Linked DNA regions of Homo sapiens: regions 1 and 2 are each linked to region 3. The links are chromatin contacts, found by Hi-C or POLR2A ChIA-PET in ENCODE. All regions are on one chromosome and are shown on one strand. Each heading gives the region's core, a stretch centred on a gene start or an enhancer-like site at or near the end of the contact. The rest is flanking DNA. Distances are from core to core; before and after follow the strand shown.

The links. A loop is a pair of places that touch in the nucleus more often than their neighbours do. ChIA-PET counts read pairs that join two places held with the same protein, here RNA polymerase II (POLR2A). Pooled maps may share reads with other maps.
Region 1: a map of naive thymus-derived CD4-positive, alpha-beta T cell shows a loop between it and region 3 (5-fold over the local background). The contact joins the promoter of SAMD3 here to the promoter of L3MBTL3 in region 3. A Hi-C loop is called at or near these places in 1 of 168 maps with a recorded cell type or tissue (naive thymus-derived CD4-positive, alpha-beta T cell), 1 of 37 single-sample maps with no recorded cell type and 11 of 50 pooled maps. POLR2A ChIA-PET finds 5 or more read pairs at or near these places in 2 of 52 experiments (activated CD4-positive, alpha-beta T cell and activated CD4-positive, alpha-beta memory T cell).
Region 2: a map of B cell shows a loop between it and region 3 (2.6-fold over the local background). The contact joins the enhancer-like site here to the promoter of L3MBTL3 in region 3. A Hi-C loop is called at or near these places in 1 of 168 maps with a recorded cell type or tissue (B cell), 17 of 37 single-sample maps with no recorded cell type and 4 of 50 pooled maps. POLR2A ChIA-PET finds 5 or more read pairs at or near these places in 1 of 52 experiments (MCF 10A).

The regions. Positions count from the first base shown.
Region 1 is chr6:130,220,454-130,224,212 of GRCh38, forward strand. It overlaps SAMD3 (sterile alpha motif domain containing 3), which reads right to left and starts at 2,498. Exons shown (of 12, transcript NM_001017373.4): 1 at 2,241-2,498. RefSeq lists an enhancer at 3,105-3,214.
Region 2 is chr6:130,259,145-130,262,840 of GRCh38, forward strand. It overlaps a transcript of SAMD3 not described here. Among named protein-coding and RNA genes, the nearest start is that of SAMD3, 38 kb to the left of the region's middle. RefSeq lists enhancers at 1,219-1,358, 1,579-1,698. Within about 2 kb of position 1,812, at least 5 of the 41 ENCODE cell types and tissues checked have a DNase peak (open chromatin) inside an H3K27ac peak, as active enhancers do; they include B cell, where a contact is called at or near this core.
Region 3 is chr6:130,017,009-130,020,795 of GRCh38, forward strand. L3MBTL3 (L3MBTL histone methyl-lysine binding protein 3) reads left to right here and starts at 1,573. Exons shown (of 23, transcript NM_032438.4): 1 at 1,573-1,656. RefSeq lists silencers at 2,053-2,182, 3,133-3,372, 3,423-3,492.

The sequences.
Region 1 (3,759 bases), core at 1,248-3,747, 200 kb after region 3:
TATCCCTGCTTCTGCCTCGTTGACAGCCAAAGCTTATGGTTCAGCAACACAGATTACAGTCCTGCCAGAGATGGTAACTGTGAACTGTGCTATTGAATTTTATGAAAAGCTGGATGTGTGACTGAGAAGTCTTGATAGTTTGAAGATGTCATTTCCCTCAGAATTAATTTATAAATTCCAATTAATATACATACGTGGTTATATGTTTTACTTACTATGAGGCTAGTTTTCATGTGGAAGAATAAATAGGTAAAAAGAACGAAAAATGCTTGACAAAAGGACTTGCACTTCCAGATGTTAAAAAATGTTATGCTATTAACAGCATGGTACTGGAGGAAAAGAGAACAGATATTGAAACAGAATAGAAACTTAGAAACAGAAACATTCATATGGAAGTACTGAAAATATCTTTTTTTTTTTTTGACAGTCTCGCTCTGTTGCCCAGGCTGGAGTGCAGTGGCACGATCTCGGCTCACTGCAAGCTCCGCCTCCCGGGTTCATGCCATTCTCCTGCCTCAACCTCCCGAGTAGCTGGGACTACGGGTGCCCACCACCACGCCCAGCTAATTTTTTTGTGTTTTTAGTAGAGACGGGGTTTCACTGTGTTAGCCAGGATGGTCTCGATCTCCTGACCTTGTGATCTGCCCACCTTGGCCTCCCAAAGTGCTGGGATTACAGGCATGAGCCACCACGCCCAGCCAGTGAAAAGATCTTTAAAATTGGTGACAAAGAAGGGATTAGTCAATATATTTTGTTGGGATAATGCCTCATAACACCTACACAATAAATTCCTCAGATAAGTTAAATATGTAAATATGAAAAATTAAAAAGAGTTTAAAATAATCTAAGATTACATAATAAAAATAAAATATTGATAGATTTGACTAAAAAGGAAAAACGCATGTGTACACATATATATCACAGTGGACCCTTGAACGACACAGGGGTTGGGACGCTGACTCTGCTATGCAGTTGAAAATTTGCAAGTAACTTTTGACTACCCCCAAACTTAACTACTAATAGCCTACTATTGATCAGAATCTTAACTGATAACATAGACAATTAACACATATTTTGTATGTTATATATATTATATACAGTACTGTTACAATAAAATGAGTTAGAGGAAAGAAAATGTTATTAAGCAAATAACAAGGAAGAGAAAACATTTACTATTTATTACATGGAAGTGGATCATCATAAAGATCTTCATACTCGTCGTCTTGCAGTGAGTAGGCTGAGGAGGAGGAGGAGGAAGAGGAGAGTTGGTCTTGCTGTCTCAGGGGTGGCAGAGGCAGAAGAAAATCTGCATGTAAGTGGACCTGAGAGGTTCCAACACATGTTGTTCAAGGGTCAACTCTATAATCCATAAAACCAACTAAAAAATTAATACACCAATAGAAAAAAATAGGAATAGGTAACTCTTGAACAAAATTTTAAACCAGTATCTGAAAAATCTACATTATTTGTAATAAAAATAATTAAATACCATCTTCATTTATTCCATTGGAAAAGGTGAAAATTAGCAAGAATGCAAGGTCAGTTGTTCTCTTACACACTGCTAAGGGGAGTATAAAGTGGCACAACTTGCCCTGTCATATTATTCCCATTTTATAATTGAAAGTCCTGGAGTTTACAGGGTAACTCGCCTAAGGTTCCTTTGCTTGTAAAGGTAAAAGTGATTTGAATCCAATCTATCCAACTTTAAAGGGTACTAATGCAAGCCAAAAACATTAAAAATATTTCTACATTCTGACCCCAAAATAGCATTTCTAAGAATGTGCCTAAAGACATTAACAGAAATGAACACAAAGATGTGTGCCATAGCAATGGTCCGAATAGCAAATAAATTGGACAGATAAAATTTCCAGCAATAGGAATTGGCCAATGAATTACAGTAATTTATATTTAAAATAAAATACTATGTAGTAATCAAAAATTGTATCTAGACAAATAACTATGTAGAGAGAAACAGTCATGGATATGGTTAACTGCAAATAAATTTAAAATAGTATGATTCAGATTTGTGGAAAGAATAAAATAAAAGTAGAATGAAATGCTTGGTTACACAAAGGCTGGGAAAGCATATACTAGAAGGCAGAAGTGGCAATCTCTGTTTGGAGGAATTAATGTTTTTTGTTTGTAATCTGCCACTCTTAAATTTTTCTCAATGAAAGAATTTTATCTTAATATCAGAAAAGTTAGAGTTTTATAGAGAAAAGGTAAAAAGTGATATTTACGGATTATTGCTGGAGAGGCTTTTGGTCCATCTCTTCCAGAAGAGAAGATCAAAGGAGAGAGCACCCCTCCTCCCCAGGCAAATCCGATCAGTGGATGTGGTTCTGGTTCCTTTGTTTTATCTGAAAAATGGAAGATATCACCTACAAATCTGGAATCTTGGTTTCTCTTGAAAAATCAAAAGTTCTGGTGATACTGGGTTCATATTTCTGAATGGCAGCAACTGAGCAGTGGCTGCCCCATTGAAAGACAGCAAGACTGGGAGCCTCACAGTACACAGGAAGCATAAGGTAAGTTTGAAACAGGGTGGATCTCAGACAGCTAACGTTTGCACCTCTCAAAGGAAGAAGATTCTGACAAGTGTGACAAATACCCATGTATGTACATACATGTTTACCATAATATATCTTTGGAACATTTAATTCTTCCTTAGTTACCTTTTTTAAGCTCCTAGAAGAAATAACACTAACTAGAAAAAAAATTTCCTATATCAATCTTAAGGCAGATATAATAATAATGTATTAGAATTTAGACATTGAATTCAAAGTCAAGGACTCAAAGCTTTGCATCTCAGAAGGTTCTAGTGTCTTGAGGCTTCATTTTCTTTGTAGCTACATCATTGAACTAAAATGCACAAACCTTTATTTAGCAGACATTGGCTGAATGTAATTCTCGTTACATAGCTCAGTGTGTACGTGATAGTGCAGGTGATAGCTGAACATTTTATAGCTCTGAGTAGTGGCAAGAACTTACATTATTAAAATATTACAACTATTTTTTTGGAGTTACTCATTTGTTAGAACACATGAAAGGTGACTTCTGTATCCACCTATATTGCTCAGCTGGTAGAGTCAAGCTGGGCTCTCTTGATCTGTTAACACTAAGTGCTGGTCTGACTTTGTAGGCCTCTTCAGGAAGAAGGGGATGCAAGGTAGTGGATCTTCTTAATGCAGTGTGACTCAAAGTGAAACTTGGAAACACCCTTGCAGGGCGTGCGATGGGTGTGACTCGCTTCTTCAGTACCCTGCAGCTCAAACCCCTAGAGGGAGCATGCAGACGGGCAGGTCATGGGGAGCATGGGCTCCTACCCCATGGCAGCACCTAGGGTTGAGTGTTTACAGCTCCAGAAGCCCCAGTGGGAGTGTGTTACAGTGCAGTCTTTCAGCTTAGCCATCCGCAGGTGGCTTGTGTTAATCAGCTCAATTAGATCCTCTGCCTTATCGCAAGGACAGAGGGCTTTCTGTATCCCAAGGTTCTTGCCTTAATGTACCAGAAAAATTGAATCACATGTAGGCTTGGAGAATGGGTGCACAGTTTTATTGACTGGTGGAAGTAGCTCTCAGCAGATGGATGGGATCCACAAGGGGAATGGAATGGGAAGGCGGTCTTCCCCTGGAGTCAGGCCGCTCAGTGGCCTGACTCTCCTCCAACCACCCCCAGGCAAATTCTACGTGGTCCACATCATACTGCTGTTGATGTCCTGCCAGTCTGTCAGTGTATTCTGCCAGTGTGTTCCTCTTG
Region 2 (3,696 bases), core at 562-3,061, 240 kb after region 3:
TAGCAGAGCAAAGAAACCCTTAAGTTTTAGTCTGTTTTATGCTGCTATAAAGGAATATTGAGGCTGAGTAATTTATTTTTTAAAAAAGGTTTATTTGGCTTATGATTCTGATGGTTAGAAAGTTCAAAATTGGGCATCTGCATCTGGTGAGAGGGCCTGAGGCTCCTTCCACTCACTGTAGAGGGCAAAGGGGAGCTGATGTGTGCAGTGATCACATGGTGAGAGAGAAAGCAAGAGCGTGGAGCTCTTTTTAACAATCAGTTCTCTTGGGAATGAATGCAGTGAGAACTCACTCACCTGAGTGAGGATATTAATTTTTCATGAGTGATCAGCCTCCATGATCCAAACATCTCCCATTAGGCCCCATCTTCAACATTGGGAATAAAATTTCAGCATGAGATTTGGAAGGGACAAACATTCAAACCATAGAAACACATAAATGATCAAAAGATACAGTGAATAGAAACAGGCCCTTTACCATTGTCTCAGTACCCGATTTAGAGGAAAAGGCCTGCCAGGTCAGAGGAGCACAAAACCTGGACTCAATGTATTTTTTTTAACAAAACTTTTTATTTTGAGATAACTGTGCACTCATGTGCAAAGTTATAGGAAGTAACACAGAGAGAGCCTGCCTATCCTTTACCCAGATTCCTCTAGTGATAACATCTCACAAAACTTTAGTACAATGCTAAAAACAAGATATTGACATTAACTTAATCCACTGAAATTGTTCAATTTTTTTTTGTTTTACTTGTGCTCATTTGTGTGCTGCATTTAGTTCTCTGCAATTTTATCACGTGTTTCAGGTATCTACCACAGTCAAGATAAGAATAAGTACATCATCACAAGGATTCTTCAGTTTTTTGGCCATTTTCTAATTAGTCTTTTGAACTATTGAGTTCTTAGAGTCCTTTCTATATCATAGATACAGTCACATACTGCATAATAATGTTTTGTTCAACAATGGACTACATATAGTGAGAGAATAGAGACAGACCCTCTCATATTGTTTTATACTCAGAAAAGGAAAGAGAAGTGAAACTAAAGGCAGGTAGCCCGGTGCCTAGGAACCAGACCCAAAACCAAGGAACCAGACCTGAAACCAGGCCTGGGCCTGCCTGACCTAAGCCTGGTGGTTAAAATTCAACCCCAGACCTAGCAACTGATGTTATCTATAGATTCCAGACATTGTATAGAAAGACATTGTGAAACTTCCTGGTCTGTTCTGTTTCACTCTGACCACCAGTGCATGCAGCCCCTGTCACGTACCTCTTGCTTGCTCAGTTGATCACGACCCTCTCTCACGGACCCCCATAGAGTTGTGAGCCCTTAAAAGGGACAAGAATTGCTCACTTGGGGAGCTTGGCTCTTGAGACAGGAGTCTTGCCAATGCTCCCGGCTGAATAAACCCCTTCCTTCTTTAACTCAGTGTCTGAGGAGTTTTGTCTGCAGCTGGCCCTGCTACATTTCTTGGTTCCCTGACCGGGAAGCAAGGTGATTGGCGAATGGTCGAGGCAGCTCCTTAGGTGACTTAAGCCTGCCCTGTGGAACATCCCTGCAGGGGACTCCAACCAGCCCAAGCCATGCGGATCCTGAGAGCACTCCCGGGTAGGCATTTGCCCAGTGAGACGCCTCACCAGAGCAGTGTGTGGCAGCCCCCTGTGGAGGATCAACGCAGTGGCTGAACACCGGGAAGGAACTGGTACTTGGAGTCTGGACATCTGAAACTTGGTAAGACTAGTCTTTGGAACTTGCCTACTCTGTTTGAGTGGAAGTGTGGTCTGATGACCCACGGTGTACCTTTATCGGCACTTTGGTTTGGTTTTGGTTTTGGTTTTGACTCGGTTTGAATTGCTTGACAGGACTGGTCTTGGGAACTTGCCCACTCCATTTGAGTGGAAGTGTGGCCTGATCACCCACAGCATGCCTTTATTGGCACTTTGGTTTTGGTTTTGGTTTTGACTTGGTTTGAATTGCTTGACAGGACCGGTGTTGGGAACTTGCCTACTCCATTTGAGTGGAAGCGTGGCCTGATCACCCACGGCGTGCCTTTATCAGCACTTTGGTTTTGGTTTTGGTTTTGACTTGGTTTGAATTGCTTGACAGGACCGGTCTTGGGAACTTGCCTACTCCATTTGAGTGGAAGCGTGGCCTGATCACCCACGGCGTGCCTTTATCGGCACTTTGGTTTTGGTTTTGACTTGGTTTGAATTGCTTGACAGGACCGGTCTTGGGAACTTGCCTACTCCATTTGAGTGGAAGCATGGCCTGATCACCCACGGTGTGCCTGTACCAGCACTTTGGTTTTTGTTTTTGACTTGACTTGGATTGCTTGATACTTTGGTTTTGATTTCTGGATACTCTGATTTTGGTTTTGATTTTGATTTGGTGTAAACTGCAAAAGTGTGTGTGTGCCCTTTTTACCCATTCTTTGTTTTGTGGTGTGTGTGTGGTGTGAGCGTGGTGTTTTGTCTCGAAGAAGCATGGGTCAGGCACAAATAAGCTCACCCTACTAGGAACTATGTTGAAAAATTTCAAAAAGGATTTAAAGGAGACTATGTAGTACTATGACACCAGGAAAACTTAAAACTTTGTGTAAAATAGACCAGCCAGCATTAGAGGTGGGTTGGCCATCAGAAGGAAGCCTGGACAGGTCCCTTGTTTCAAAGGTATGGCACAAGGTAACCTGTAAATCCCGGGCATCCAGACCAGTTCCCATACATAGACACTTGGTTACAGCTGGTTTTAGATCTCTCCACAGTGGTTCAAAGAACTGCATTATAAGCCAGGCAGAGAGAGACAGAGAGAGAGACAGAGAGGAGAAAGAGAGAGGCAGAGAAAGAGAGGAAGAGACAGAGCCAAAAGGAAAGTCAAAGAGAGAAAGACAAAGTCAAAGAGAGATATATACAAGTAGTTAAGAAAAAAAAAATGGTGTACCCTATTCCTTTAAAAGCCAAGGTAAATTTAAAACCTGTAATTGATAATTGAAGGTATTCTTCGTAAGCCTATAACACTCCAATACCACTTTGTTGTCAGTGTAAACAAGGGCATATCTCGAAAGCACTGAGGCCTTCCTATCAAAAATCCTTGACCCAGTAACCTGTGGATGGCCCAAATGCATTCAATTTGTAGTGGCAACTGCTTTGCTAACAGAAAAAAAGTAAGAAAAAAAAAAACTTTTAGAGGAAACCTCATTGTGAGCACACCTCACTAGTTCAGTTCAGAGCTATCCTAAATCAAAAAGGCAAAAAAGTAGCTTACTAACTCAAAAATCTTAAAATATGGGGCTATTCTGTTAGAAAAAAAAAAAAGGAAATTCCCTTAACCCAGCAGGTTTCCTAACAAGGGATTTAAATCTTAATTACCATACAAAGGTCCAACCAGACCTAAGAGGAACTCCCTTCAGGACAGGATGATGGATGGTTCCTCCCAGGTAATTGAAAAAAAAAAAGGTTATAAAAGGAAATTCATGCAAGAAATGTTGTATAATTTAAAAGTAATTAGGCCTCCTAAATGTAAAACTATTAAAGAAACAGTTTATGTGCAAGGTATATAAAGAAATTAAAATATACTTCTAGTAGTAAGAATTATAAGGAGCCATAAGAATGTAAAGCTTTACCTACATTAAAAGGTTATAAATATGTATATTTTGTTTTAAAGGTTTAATCAAGTTTCAAAATGTTAATTGAAAAAAAA
Region 3 (3,787 bases), core at 323-2,822:
GCCATTTCACTGCTTATTATTCAAGGGCTAGAGAGAAAAGGAGAGAAGCTGAAATTCAGATCAGTTAATTAAGCTGTTTGGGAACAGCTCTGAAAAGGGTTGAATGTGGTGGGTGAAATCAATAGTGAACTGGTGGTTTGAGATCATCTACAGCTCTCACTACCCAGCCTTCTCTACTTCACACCCCTCAGCCAACGGCTGTTCAACGTATGAAGCATTTTATAAGTTCATTTCAGCTTCACAGGATTTGTCCGTTTGTTCTGGAGTACATGTTAAGGCATATGGCCTGATTTTTGGTTTGGAGAATTTGGTCACTACACCAACATTAGATATATCGGGTGGTCTGCTTCTATAGGGTAATTTCATGGTCCTAAGGAAAGAATTTAAGAGTTTATGTTCTGAAACTGGTTCAAGAAACATTCCTTAAGTGAAAAAATTCAATCAAGAATAATATTCCCTACACTGGAGAAGGATTTTTAATATAGAACTTCCATCTGTGATATATTTAAATTCTAGGCCTCAGGCAGCAGTTTCAGAAAAGGGCCTCCTTTACCCTTTATTAGATGCAAAATAGTCTACTCTGGGGATGGGAACTTCCTTTTACCTCCCCCCCCCCGCAAAATCTAAGACATGCTTCCCTCATTCCTAAAATCACACATGCTTTTTTTTTTCACACAGCAAACTCTGCTATTGACATCAAAATGTTTATCAAAACTTTAATTACTCGAATTATTTTGTAAGTACTCCTATTAAGTGGAAAAGACCAGTGAAGCTGTCCAAACGGCGGCCCGCAGTCAATGCGCCGAAAGCTGTCAATACTGAAATGTAATACTCTCTTGATCTAGTTTTGACGCTTTAACAAAGACAGGTTTTGCCATTTAGGACCGCTCAGCCATCTTGACTGAATACCTTAAGAGGGTAGTCCTGGACCTGCTTATTGCCAAGGGACTTTCACAGTGTTCTAAGTTACTGTAGGAATCTCAGCCTATTACTCGACAGAGGCCTAACATGTTGGAGCTGTCAATAAAGATCCGCACTTAGGAAGCGGAAAGAAGGCACAAGTTTTATATGCACACTTTCTTTATTATGCATTGTTCCAGCCATCAAAGAGAGGGAGATTGTACTCTCCCAAAGCTTACAACTTTGTTACTTTTCATGACCTGTAGCATGTATTTAGCCTTTGGGCAGTGTTTGTGCAAGACTAAGGCCCACTCTTTAATGGCTGAATGCATACATTTCACAGCACATGGTGGATTCGCTGCTCTGAGAATTGCCTTTAAAAAAAGTAAAGTGAAAAATAGACAAAGAAATCTGGAACCTTAGCAGTGTTTCCTATTTGTTTGGACTGTTCTTGAACCAGCTCTGAGGCGGTGACCGGGCTATTGAAAAGATGCACCTGAAACAGGATCTGCGGGCAGCTGCATTTGCCACCCGGCTTTATTGCTGCTTTCCAGCGGCGAAGGCGCAGCAGCAGTAACAGGGAAGCCAGAGCGAGCCTCCCCGGCAGCGGCGGCGGCGGCGGCGGCACCGGCACCAGCGCAGTTTCCCCTCTCCCCAGCCCTGACTCTACGCGCACATGCGCATTGCGCCCGCAGCCCTGGACCATTTGTCAGGACTACTCGTGAGACGGAGAAAAAAAAAAGAGAAAATTTGGGGGTAAGAAGCGGTTGATCGGATCTAATCTCTAATTAATCTGAAGATTTGTCCGTGCAAAAGCCATTCATTTATTTTTCTGGGTGAGGATGAAAGTTAAGAGCCCTATAGAGGGAAGGAAGCGCACCCTCGTCTTGTGAAACAGATCAGGGGAGGGGAGGGACAGAAGGGGTTTCTCCCCCACTTCTCTGCGCCTCTGGGAAAGAGGAGAAAACTTAATCCCGGGGAAAAAAGTGGGCAAGTGACTCGGAAACGGCTGGAGGGGGAGTCTCTGGGCATCTCACTCTGAAGTAGTGAGTGCGAGTGTGAAAGAGGAACAAAAGAGAGAGAAAAGAGAAAGGAAAAAATGGGGGGAGGAGAGACTTGTATTTTTTTCTTTGCGCGCACACGGGGAAGGGTGTGGGGGGCCGTGCGGAAGGGAGCCGGGGCGAGGCGGCCGCGTTGGGCTCAGGCTGGCGCGCAGGCGGCGGGATGCGTGTGGCCCCCTCCCCCGCGCCCCCCGAGCTTGTCACTTTGGTCGCTTTCGTGACACCGGGCGCGGGGTGGGGGAGCGCGGCGGCGCCGGGCTCCACCGGGGTGCGTGTCCGGGTGGGCGCCGCGGAGCCGCAGCCCAGGCGGCGAGCGCGGCCGCCGAGGCGGGGGGCGCCGGCGGGGGGCGCGGGGGCGGCCGGGGCCGCGGATCGGTGCGGCGGGAGGCGCGAGCCCCGCGCGCCGCCCCTGCGGCCCCCTCCGCCCGTGTGGCCTTTGTGCCGGGCGCGCACCGGAGAGCGAGCGAGCGGGCGGGCGAGCGCGAGAAGTACAAGTACGGGAGACCGAGGCAGTGGGAAAAGAGGCCGGGCCACTTTCTCCCCTTTCGGGCTGCGGAGAATGGACTGGTTGAATGTGCAGGCGCGTCTCCCCGGCGTGTGCTGTGTGTGTGCGCGGCGGAAAGGCCTGCCCGACTCCCACCGCGCACACGCACACTCACACGCACGCACACACACGGACCCGCGGCGGGGCTCGGCGGCCGAGAGTTTGCGTGGCTTCCTCGCCGCCTCCCTCTTCCCAACCGAGTGTGTGAGAATTTCATATAGATCAGCTCCAATTTCCGCCATTTTGGGAAAGTTGCACAAAAATAAACCCTCCGGTTTATTTCTGCCCGAGGCAGGAAAGTGCTTTGGGAAGCGAGGCGGCGCGGGCCCGCGGCGGCCGTCCGCGCGGGAGAGGGCGCGGGCCGCGGGCCGGGCCGGGAGCCCGCGCCGTCGCGGCGTTCGCCCCGCGCCGTGCCGCGCCGCGCCGGCCCGGGTGCGGGCGCGGGCGCGGGCGTGTGTCGGGAGGCGGCGGCGGCGGTCGCGGCGGCGGCGGCCGCGCCGGGGCGGCGGGCTTGTGGGGGGAGGGTGGGGGCGGCGCGGGGCTGCTTTTCCTGCAACTTGTTTACGCCTGCCTTATTCTGGGGAGGAAAAGAGGGGTCGGGGCCGGGGCCGGCGCCGGGGCCACCGCCCGCCTCGCGCCGCGTGTGTGTGCGGTTCCGGAATAATGGGCTTTGCACACTCGCGTCCTGGGCCCCGCGGGCCGTCCTCGCGCCGCGGCGGCGGGGCGGGGGGAAGTAGAGGCCGGCGGGGGTGGGGATCGGGAAGCGCAGGAGCCGAGGCATCCGCCGCGCGCCCCGCGAGCTGGTGGAGTGTGGGGGCCGCCGGGCGGGGAGAAAAACTTGAGAGCCCTGGAAGGGGAGGAGGGCACGGTGGCACGGGCGGGGGGAGGGCGCAACTTTTGGACTGGTGGTAAAACTTTAATTACCTTTAAAGAAAAAAAGGCCCTGCGATTCCCCCCTCCCCCAGTCCCGGTCAAAGCACAGCCCGCAGCGCGACCGTGAGAGAAAGTTTAAAAGCGGGCGTGTTCCTCCCGGGTCCCCGCGGAGGGCTGGGGGCGTCGGTCTGTCCGTCGCGCTCAGAGGGAGGTGGGGGTAACTAGCCGCTTTCCAGGGCGCGGGGACCGCGGCTCTACCCCACCCTTCCACGGGAGACGGAGGTAAACGTTGCTTCGGTTTCCCTTCTGAGTCCCCCTGCTGCCACCACCCCGCTTCCTTTTCCTCCCCCTCCCCGCCGATTTTTTGAGGGGACCCGAAAAACGGAGTCCCTTTCCTTAGGCAACTTCC